3 separate regions of the Homo sapiens genome follow, and regions 1 and 3 are each linked to region 2. The links are chromatin contacts, found by Hi-C or POLR2A ChIA-PET in ENCODE. All regions are on one chromosome and are shown on one strand. Each heading gives the region's core, a stretch centred on a gene start or an enhancer-like site at or near the end of the contact. The rest is flanking DNA. Distances are from core to core; before and after follow the strand shown.

Region 1 (3,296 bases), core at 434-2,933, 600 kb before region 2:
TTCGGCCTTCCAAAGTGCTGGGATTACCGGCAGGCATGAGCCACCGCTCCTGGCCTCTTATACTGTTTTAAATGTTAAACACAAACAAGACTTCAATGGTCACACAGAATACAGAATTGAAGTAACTTAAGTTCCGAATCTTCCTCTTTCCGATCACTGTGCTATTGTTGCTTCGTCAAATCTGCTGTTTAAATGTAGGAATTCACAGCACCCTGGGGCACTGGAGACGTGAATGATGTCCAAAGTGGCTTCAGACGGCTCACAACTTACTTTTGAAAAGCACATTTCTGGACCGACTTTATACCTGGGAGTTCTGAAATTAACTTTCACTTGGAATACAAAGCTTATCAAAGGATAATAAATAAAATCATGTTGATTTGAAGTATATATATATATACATAAACCCTCACAATTGTTTAGAATTTAGATCAACAAAATATTTTCCCTGGCAGGAGTATTTAATCATGCCTGGTAATTAGAAAAACAAACAACAGCAACAAAAACACCAGTCGTCTGACTTAGTAGATTTTATTATTGTGACTTCAGTGACAGTGTGTCACCTCGCTGCCTGAACCCAGGCCCACAGCTCCCACTACCCCGCCCTCACTTTCTATTTCCCTAGCGCTTTGAAGATTCCATTTTACCCACCGCAGGAGAACATTATGAGGCTAGGTAATATAATCCCCATTTGACAGATGAGAAAGCAGGGGGCCCAGAGAGGCTTATCCAAGGGCCAGCAGGAGGGGACAGAGCCTAGAAGCTGGTTCTGCAGGGCTCAGCTCCCACTTCTCAGGGCACAGTCCCGACTAGCCCCTCTTATTAGTGACCGTGGGTGGGTCTACTCCCCACAGTTCCGGCTGCCAGACTTACCCAGGCTGTGCCTCATCCTCGCAGTACCTACCTGCTCTCAGCTTGGAAAGAACCTGGAAATTCATTCACACCCAGGTTCTGAGGGCTGCTAACAGGCTTCTTTCCCAAGAGGTAATTGCCTTTATCAAAGAGGGTGCTCTTTAATGAGCTGAAAGAATGCCTCTGCAAGTCGGGCCTCCTCCCTAGGCTGCTGGGATCACTGGTACACATCTGTTCTCCCCCATCTCACCTCAGGAGTAGTTTGCTCCCCAGGGAGGAGCCCTGCCTGAGAGTAAATCCAAAGAGACGTCCCACAGTTAACTCAGCCTCAAAAGCATTTGGAGTTGCAAACTAAATGACATAGTCTCATGACTTGTGTCTGATTCTGTGGATCTAAGAAAATCCAGTTTCTCCCTAACTAACGCCAGCATCCTACAGCCTAGCCTCTGCCTGGTGAACACAGACAGCCTTGCCGGGGCCTGGCAGAAGGAGTGCTAAGAGGACAGGGCCTCACAGACCCTAGAAGTGGGTCTCACCCTTCTCAGCTCACTCAGATGCTTTGTCTCCAGAGTTCTCAGATTTACAAAGCTTAATGAGTGCCAATTTACTCATTATTGTCCTCCCAGGCCTCACAACGCATTAAAATCCTTCTGCACAGACAGATTAGGAGACAAGCCTAAGGAAAACGTACATCTGCTTTAAAAAAAAAAAAATGCAGTTTCAGGTTCCACTTTACATCAGCCAGGGTTTAGTTACAGGAAACAGAAACCACTCTAACAATTTTAAGCAAAAAGGGGTTTAGACAGGAAATTAGGGGCTTACCGTTTTATTGAGAGGCATGGGCCAGGCCTATTGGCGTGGTGCCCGGAAAAAGGCCTGGGGACCAGCCGGCTGGGCTCTGCTAGCCTGACTCCACTCAGCCAGGTGGGGGTCGGGAGGCTCCCAGTGCTGTACCATACCTGCCTCTTGACCCCACAAAGGGACTGAATGGACCCTGGAACGCTGCCACAGGAAAAACAACCACCACAACTTTGCTCGCCAGCAGAAACGGCCAAAAGCAGCAGGAGGAGAGTCTTGGCCTCTGAATCATAGTGGTGTGCGAAGAATTGGCAGGACTATGGATGTGCTGGAGCTGGCTCAGCCTAGTGACAGCCAACGGTGCACGGCAATTCCAATTCCAGGTCCAGGGACACCAGGGGATAGCAAGATTGAAATTGACCACAGTGGATATATTTACACCATGGAAATCAGCAAGCACTAACAGCCGGGTTGCTTTTGTTTTGTGTTGTTTTTTTGTTTTTTTTTGAGAGCTGGTTGTTAAACATTGACCACCGGGCATAACCCATTTCACATTTAGAACTCTAGCGGCAAGGGAAGCGGGAAAAGCAGTGGCTCACCTTCCAGCCTTTGAAGGAACAGCGAGGAGAGCACACAGAATGCTAGCTGCCAAGCCGTCCTCCATGACACACACTCCTAGGAATGTACCCTGCAGTAAATTTGCACATGTGTGAGGGATGAATGGCTGCTGATGCTGCACTTTGCTAGTAATTACGTGGAAGCAACATTTCTTAACGCAATTGCTCTTGAGCATATGTGAAGTTTATTAACCCTGGAGCTAGGGAATTGGCAAGGGGACAGAAGAGTGGGTTGGTTCAAAGATGGCTTGGAAATTGTTGATTTGTATCTACAGGGGGGAAAGAATGCTTGCATAAGCAGCTAATTAAGAAGAGGCAGCTAATAAGGTCAAGCTTACAGTTTCATTTAACATGATCGTTAAAACGTCATTTCCCTATCGGCTGGAACAAGCGAGGTTTGAGGCACAGTAATCTTGGGGGTGATTTCTAGAGAGGCCAACCTTTCATCCGAAATAATAAGAAACACATCCAAGGTGCACTTCATCTGTGGCTCTTAATTAGACAAAGCTACACGGTTTTGTGCCCCAGCTGAGCTGGACGAGAGCCCGTCAGCTCCAAGGCAGCAAGCATTGTCAAGCAGAGGTCACAGCAAAGCGCCAGGCAAGCAGGGTCTGCACTGGCCTCTGGGCTGCTCAAGCTTCTGGTTCTAAGGGACTGAATGTGCAGGTCGCCCAGCCCTCCGTATTGTTTTTATTTGACAATAGCCAAATATGGCAACAAGTTGCTATGCACTGAATTGTGTCCTCTCTAAATCCATATGTTGAAGCCTGAATCCTGCAGTGTGACAGTATTTGCAGATAGGGCTATTAGGAGGCAATCAGGGTTAGATGAGATCAGAAGGAGGTGGCCCTGATTCTCTAGGGCTGGTTTCCTCTTAAAAACAGGGAGAGATGCTGGGTGCAGTGGCTTGCACCTGTAATCCCAGCACTTTGGGAGGCCTAGGTGGGCAGATCACAAGGTCAAGAGATCGAGACCATCCTGGCCAACATGGTGAAACCCCATCTCTACTAACAAAAATTAGCTGGGTGTGGT
Region 2 (2,992 bases), core at 458-2,957:
CGAGATCATGCCATTGCACTCTAGCCTGGGCAACAAGAGCAAACCTCCGCCTTCAAAAAACAAAAAAAAACCAACCAAACAAAAAAAACCAACTCTAGTACTCTAGTAGCACAACTTAAATAGATTAAATACACGTGTTTATTAAACATGGGCAGCTCATTTCTCAAGACATCTCATATTTAAGGCTTGAAAAGTTTTAAATACACTAATGTGACCCAAATAATAATTTAATCAGTAATTTTTATTGGAAATCCTAGGTAATTAACTATATACACATATTTAAAATTACAGGTAGTATTTTATATTGTTTCCACAGCAACAACTTACCTCGCTGTCAGCCTCGCTTTCCTTCATTTTCTTCTTTTTCATGTCCTTGTCTTGGCTTTGACTAGGAGGAGGCTGAAAGATAAATTATAAATGACTCACATCAATGGCAAGAAAAAGCAACACATTTTAAGAAGAGAGTCATGCCAGCAGGCTGCAAGTGCCCCGTGTTTAGAGGCTCATAGCTGGGCTCTCCTGACCACCAGCTACAGCTCTCAGTGGGCAAGTCATTCTCCAGGGTTCAGTCCTTCCTGTCACACTGTTGCTAAGCACATTTAATATATTGTGCTCTTGAAAACCTTTTGTCCTGAACTTTAAACAAATAATGTGGCTGGAAAATGTGTGGTTGCTGCCCGCCACATCAAATGCACTATTTCCTGAAGATGTTGCTAGTTCACCGCAGCTGTCCTTCCTAAAGGACTGCAGAACATCTCAGCCTGAGAAGCTTCAGGACTCAGAAAGTATGATGTTAAAAGAAGATAATTTATCCTTTCTACAAATCATAAAATACTGTATTAAATAAAAATGTTAAATATACAGCTATCCTCTCAAGATGAACCACCAAAACAAGAGCACAAAAAGCGAAAACTTCTCGTCCAAAAAAAACCCAACAACAAAAAAGAACCAGAGGGAATGAGAGTTTACATACGCAGCTGTTAGTCTTTCTGACCAAGGAAAGAATGAGTTTTAAACACTCCAGCATTTTTTCAAACAAATGAAAACACTATTTCTGCTACTGAAAAAGATGCGTGGCAGGCTCTTTAATGGACGAATTGAGAAATCAACAGCATTTGGTTAAGTCTGGCGACTGCTGGAAATCCGGCGGCTCCCCAGGCCACACGGGACCACCGAGCAGGGCAGGGCGGGCCAGCCGCAGGGCACTGGGAGGGCACTCCCCCGGGGCGCCCCCGCACCTGCCCCCGCAGTTGAAAACCTTTCGGTGCGCACCGTCTCGGCCCGCCCCGCCCGCGTCCTCTCCAGTGTCCCCACCGCCCGGTTACCTGTGCGCCGGCCTCCTGCGCCGCCTCTAGCTCCGCGCTCTCCAGCGTGGCCTGGCGGCTCCGCTCCTCGGCGAGGCACAGCCGCAGGCTGCACAGGCGGTGGCGCAGGTCGCAGTTCTCGGCCCGGAGCTGCGCCACCTCCCGCGTGAGGCACGGCCCCTCCGCCTGGCAGCTGTAGGGCGCGTTCAGCTGCTCGTCCCTCAGGCGCTCGACCTCCGACCACAGCCAGCGGATGTCCTCCTCCTGCCGCTCCAGGCGCGACGCCACGGCCTCCGCCGCCAGGGCCTCGGCCGCCATCGCGGCCTCCCTCAGGCACCGACGCCGAGCGGGGTGCCCGCGACTGCGGCGAGGGCGACGCGGACACTCAGCGCACGGCAGAAGACAGGGCTCCCGGGAGGGGCGGGGCGATGGGGCGGGGACGGAGCCATGGGGCCTCGTTGGAGCCGAGGCCTACACGTTGCAGGGGCGGGGCGCTGGGCGGGGAGGGGCGGGGCCTAGGCCAGATACCCTGCAGGGGCGGGGCGGGGCGGGGCGGGGCCTGAGGCCAGATACCCTGCAGGGGCGGGGCGGGGCGGGGCCTGAGGCCAGGCCCACCTTAGGGTCACGGGCAGTGGGGAAATGGGGTCTGAAGGGCCTCCCCTGCCTTTCGAGGCCTGTCTAGAGGCTATTGGCAGTAGTTTTTAGTCCGTTGAAACGAAAATCTTCCAAAACCTTGCAAAAAGGCCATCGTCTGCGTTCTCCAAAAAGGCTTCACCCTTTCTTCCTCTTGAATTCTGGCAGTCACCATTCTTTTGCCTTGCAAACAGGTTCTAAAAAGTGGCCATTCATTATAAATGGACTTTCTGGCCTTTCGTGCCAAACTTGCCCAAGTACTGAGGCCTCTGGGCCAGGGCATATAGAAAATCGCTGTGAAATCTAAATCCGACCAGCACGAAATTACTGGCTCCTTGAGTCTAGGGCAAATGCCACATATATCTTTGTATCCCTCTTAACCATGAGCGTGAAACTTCCTGGAGCAGGAACAGAAATTGATTTTTATCACTATTCTTAGGGCTTAGGATGTGACAAACACTGTTCTAAACTCTGTAACAGTAGTAACTCCTTTAATCTTCATAACAGGAGATACTGTTATATCCGCTTATAGCTGGAGAAATTGAAGCACAGTGAGACTGTGTTACTTGACTAAGGTCACACAGCCACTACATGACAAAGGGGGAATCAAACTCAGATAGTCTGATGCCAGTTTCTACACACTTAACACTAGTACTTTTCAACTTTGGCAGAATTTAATTGAGCATGTCATATAATGTGATACAGGTAATAATGCCCTTATAAGAGTCCTGAAGTGGAAGAGCTTAGCTTGGACTGGTGTGGTTTGAGAAAGGGAGAAAATTTTGAGAAAGGGGAAAAGGTTTATTTTGCTCTGGAAAATAAAGGTTGGGAGATGTTAGCAAGGAGGAAAAGCAGGTAAATTCCACTCCAGGAGCAGAATCAGTGCAGGAGAAGGAGCGGAGGGGGACAAGCTCATTGGATTAAGCTAAGTGGAATCCCAAACAGCACCCAGGAGGAGATTCCATGAAGTATGTTGCTAACCAATATCACTGTATCTTTTTTAGTCCTTCCTCAGGAAGCCTCTGGATACAGTTACATAGGACCCACTGACTCCT
Region 3 (3,258 bases), core at 7-2,506, 810 kb before region 2:
AGCCTATTCCCAGGCTCCTTTAGAAGGGAAGTGGAGGTGCCCCATCTTCACCTGCCGCGTCCCCTCCAGCGTCTGCCCGGGCCCTGGGCCTGCGCTCCCTCGCGGTGGCGCCAGGTGGCGGGGCTGCGCGCCCTGGAGGAGCTGCACCGCCGTCGCGGGGCTCTCTCAGCACTGAGGACACCACGCCCTGCAAATTGTTGGGAACTTGTCGGTGGCAATCACACTGCTGGCTCCTGCAAACTGGTGTGAGGCCCTCAGGGGTGAGAACAGGATTGCAGAACTGCGCTCACCCTTTTGGAAAGTCGTCCAGTGGCAGAAGTAGCCTCCCAGGAGCAGAGCGAAGCTGCTCGGTGGTCCCCTCTCCAACCAGGGACCCAAGAAGCCGCTCAAGGGAACACGGCCCCGCGGCGTCCGGGAGGTCCTGCAGGAGCCCTGCGGCTGCCCCGGTTCTGTGAAATGGCAGTGAGGGTGGGGGAGATGTGCGCTAAATCCTGGGAACGTGCGAGTCATAACTTTCCAGGAGAGGGGCCCAGGGCGCTGGTCCTGCAGGGCGTGGAACCCTCTGCTCTTCCTGAGCAGGCTTTGTCCCCGGGTCGACACGGGGAGCTCAGCGTGAGGCCCGCCTGCAGCGTGGACGCAGATCTTTTTTATGGTCTGCGTTTCTGTATTAGCCTCAGCAGCCTGGTGACGCCTTTATAAAAGGTCGAAACACGATAAATTGCCAATATTCCACGTTTTATGTATTCCCCCCAAAGCCGACAATTAACAATGACTCACCGAGCAGCAGATTCTTTGCACACATCCATAATTGAATCAGTAAAATCCATGTGTTGGAGGATATGCAAATTGCAGGTCGTTAACGCTTTAGAACGACACATTTCTGTATCGCCCCGTGAAGAGCTCTACGCACATGAATGTTCCCCGTCTGTTTAACTGTTACGGCCGCAGTGTGTGGGCCGCAGGCGCGCTGGGGGCTCATCTGCTGATTTTGCTGCCCCTGGAGCAGAGGGATAGCGAAAGCGGGGCTGAGCGCAGCACGGACCGATCCCATCGCCGCGCTCGCCCCGCGTGGAGGCAGCCGGGTGCCCGAACCTGAAGGAGGACCCGGTGCCGGAAGGGCCCGCGGACCCCGGCGTCTCCCGGGGCATCGAGCGCCATCGCCCGCGTTTTACGGCCAGGGAAACTGAGGCGGCCGCCGAGGGGACGCCTCGCGACGGTTCCTGGGAGAGCTGGCGGCGGCCTTGCTCTGCGCGCTCTTCGCGCCGCCCTCCCCGCCCGCCCGCCTCAGGATTGAGGAAGTGCGTCTGGGCCCGGCCCCGGCGCGGGGGGCAGACGGCGGTGGGACGGCCAGGCCCCGGCCCCGCCAGTGTGTCCGCCCGGCCCCGCGTCCCGGAGCGCCCGCACCCGGCCCCGCCGCCGCCTCAGGTAAGCGCCGCTCCTGCCGGCGCCCCCCGGCGGCCTGGCTGCCTCCCGGCCCCGCCCGGGGAACCCAGAGCCCGCGCCCGGCGCCCGCGGGGAGCCTCGGCCTCTGCCTGCCCGCGGGCCCCTGCGCTCCGGGCGGCCGCGTGGTCGGGCACGGGGGGCCGTTGCGCAGGGGCCGCGGCCCGAGGGGCGCGGAGGGCGTGTGGGGCGACCCCGGTCTCACGTCCCCGCTGCCTCCCGCCGCGCCCGGAGCCCAGCCAGCCTGTGGGAGGGGAGCGCGCGGGGCCCGAGCAGGGAACCCCGAAACCCCGTCCGGGCAGGGTCGGGAAAGCTGGGAAGCGGAGGCAAGAGACACGAGTCGGGAGACACGAGCCGGGGAGCCCATAGGTTTCCTCTGCCTTTGGAGCGAACCCAGTCCCTTAGCGGGGAGCGGGCGGAGTGTGAGCGCGCGGGTGAGCCCGTGCCGGGGTGTCGGCAAGAGACCGCCCGGGAGCCTCTCGCTGGTCCGGGGCTTCCTGGGGTTGCGGGGCGGCCCAGCGAGGCTTCACCCTCCTCGATGTCTGGGTCACGCTTCTTGCCCAGGTGGTCTCTGGCTGGCGCAGATACAACTGCTCTGTCTACCATGGTCTCTGCAAGCTACAGGGGACCTTCCTGGCAGGCAGGGACGCGGGAAGGAAGCCTAGGAAGGCCGGGGTCAGCGAGGAGACGCTGGTGGAGAATCTGAGAACCCCCGTGGCCATCTCAACCTACCCCTTCACAGTATGAGGCCGCGAAGTTTTTCTCCCACGAACACTTCCCCTGCAACAGGTAGAGAAACGGGGGCATATAGCTTTCAGCAAACCTCTCACCGTGTACACTAATGATAGAGTTTGCCAGCCACTCACAGGGTATCAAAATGCCCAGACATTAAAGGGATAGCTAGAACATGCACAATTTTGGAAAATGTTAACATTAAACGCCTTTTATGATTTGATTCTCTTCATCTTTGCCTATGTCCTGAAAGAGAAAATAATATAACAAACTAACCTCACACCTAATTTGTTCCTAAAGGAGGTTTTGCGGTCAGCCAAACCTTTCCCTCTCCCAAAAGTCGATGTCTCTGGCAGTGACCTCGCAGTCAACTCGGATCCTCAGATAAAAAACATTCAGTCTGTTGAATCTATGTCTAAAATGTGTCCTGATCTGTCCCCTTTTTCTTATGCCCCCACCCCCCACCCTGCCCCTTGTCCAGGGTACCAGCATCTCTTTACTGTAGGATTTCAGTTCCCCCTTCCTCCATTCTCTATATAGCAGCGTGCGTCTGTGTGTGTCTGTGTGTTTAAATGGGTAAATCAGACCATATCAGTCCTCTTTATGGAGTCCTTCAGTAGCTTCTCCTTGCAACTGGCACGCAATCCAGGAGACCTCCTTCTCCTCACACCCCCAGCTGATCCAGCCTCTGCTGTCTCGGACCACCAGGCCATTGCCCCAGGCCACACTGGCTGAGCTTGCTGTCCAGCACTGGTCCCCTGCACTGCTGCCTCCTGACTCTTCACACAGCCTCAGAAAGTCTTCCCTGGTCACCCTCTGAAAACCCACGCTCCCTCTCACATCCCTCACTCTGCAGCCTCCCTGCAGTCCCCATTCTGTACTCCTTCTTTATCTGTTTAATTTCTCCTTAATTATCTTGTGGTCTCCACTGGAGCTCTTGGGGTCAGAGACTGATCTGTCTTGCTTATTGCTGTGCCCTCATTCCCATAACTGTACAGGGAGATACCCCGTGCATGGTGGTAGAGTGACTGGATGGGGAATGGACAACCCTAACTTACCTGTGGTTTCAGACTCATGGAGCATTTC

The links. Hi-C counts contacts between places; a loop is a spot of excess contacts on that map. ChIA-PET counts read pairs that join two places held with the same protein, here RNA polymerase II (POLR2A). Pooled maps may share reads with other maps.
Region 1: a pooled map shows a loop between it and region 2 (6-fold over the local background). The contact joins the enhancer-like site here to the promoter of TARS3 in region 2. A Hi-C loop is called at or near these places in 2 of 37 single-sample maps with no recorded cell type and 9 of 50 pooled maps.
Region 3: a loop to region 2 is called in a map with no recorded cell type, with 9 times the contacts of the local background. The contact joins the promoter of ALDH1A3-AS1 here to the promoter of TARS3 in region 2. A Hi-C loop is called at or near these places in 5 of 37 single-sample maps with no recorded cell type and 7 of 50 pooled maps. POLR2A ChIA-PET finds 5 or more read pairs at or near these places in 2 of 52 experiments (HEK293 and activated B cell).

The regions. Positions count from the first base shown.
Region 1 is chr15:101,126,053-101,129,348 of GRCh38, forward strand. The region is part of intron 1 of LRRK1-AS1 (LRRK1 antisense RNA 1); the gene reads right to left. Among named protein-coding and RNA genes, the nearest start is that of LRRK1-AS1, 24 kb to the right of the region's middle. RefSeq lists a silencer at 804-853 and enhancers at 1,144-1,193, 1,484-1,593, 1,804-1,973. Within about 2 kb of position 1,684, at least 37 of the 41 ENCODE cell types and tissues checked have a DNase peak (open chromatin) inside an H3K27ac peak, as active enhancers do.
Region 2 is chr15:101,722,766-101,725,757 of GRCh38, forward strand. TARS3 (threonyl-tRNA synthetase 3) reads right to left here and starts at 1,708. Exons shown (of 19, transcript NM_152334.3): 1 at 1,326-1,708; 2 at 328-399. The coding sequence starts at 1,622. RefSeq lists a silencer at 1,104-1,993.
Region 3 is chr15:100,918,027-100,921,284 of GRCh38, forward strand. ALDH1A3-AS1 (ALDH1A3 antisense RNA 1) reads right to left here and starts at 1,257. Exons shown (of 2, transcript NR_135827.1): 1 at 778-1,257. LRRK1 (leucine rich repeat kinase 1) reads left to right here and starts at 1,331. Exons shown (of 34, transcript NM_024652.6): 1 at 1,331-1,425. RefSeq lists silencers at 1-217, 978-1,567 and enhancers at 3-595, 348-437, 488-607, 1,782-2,373, 2,900-2,959.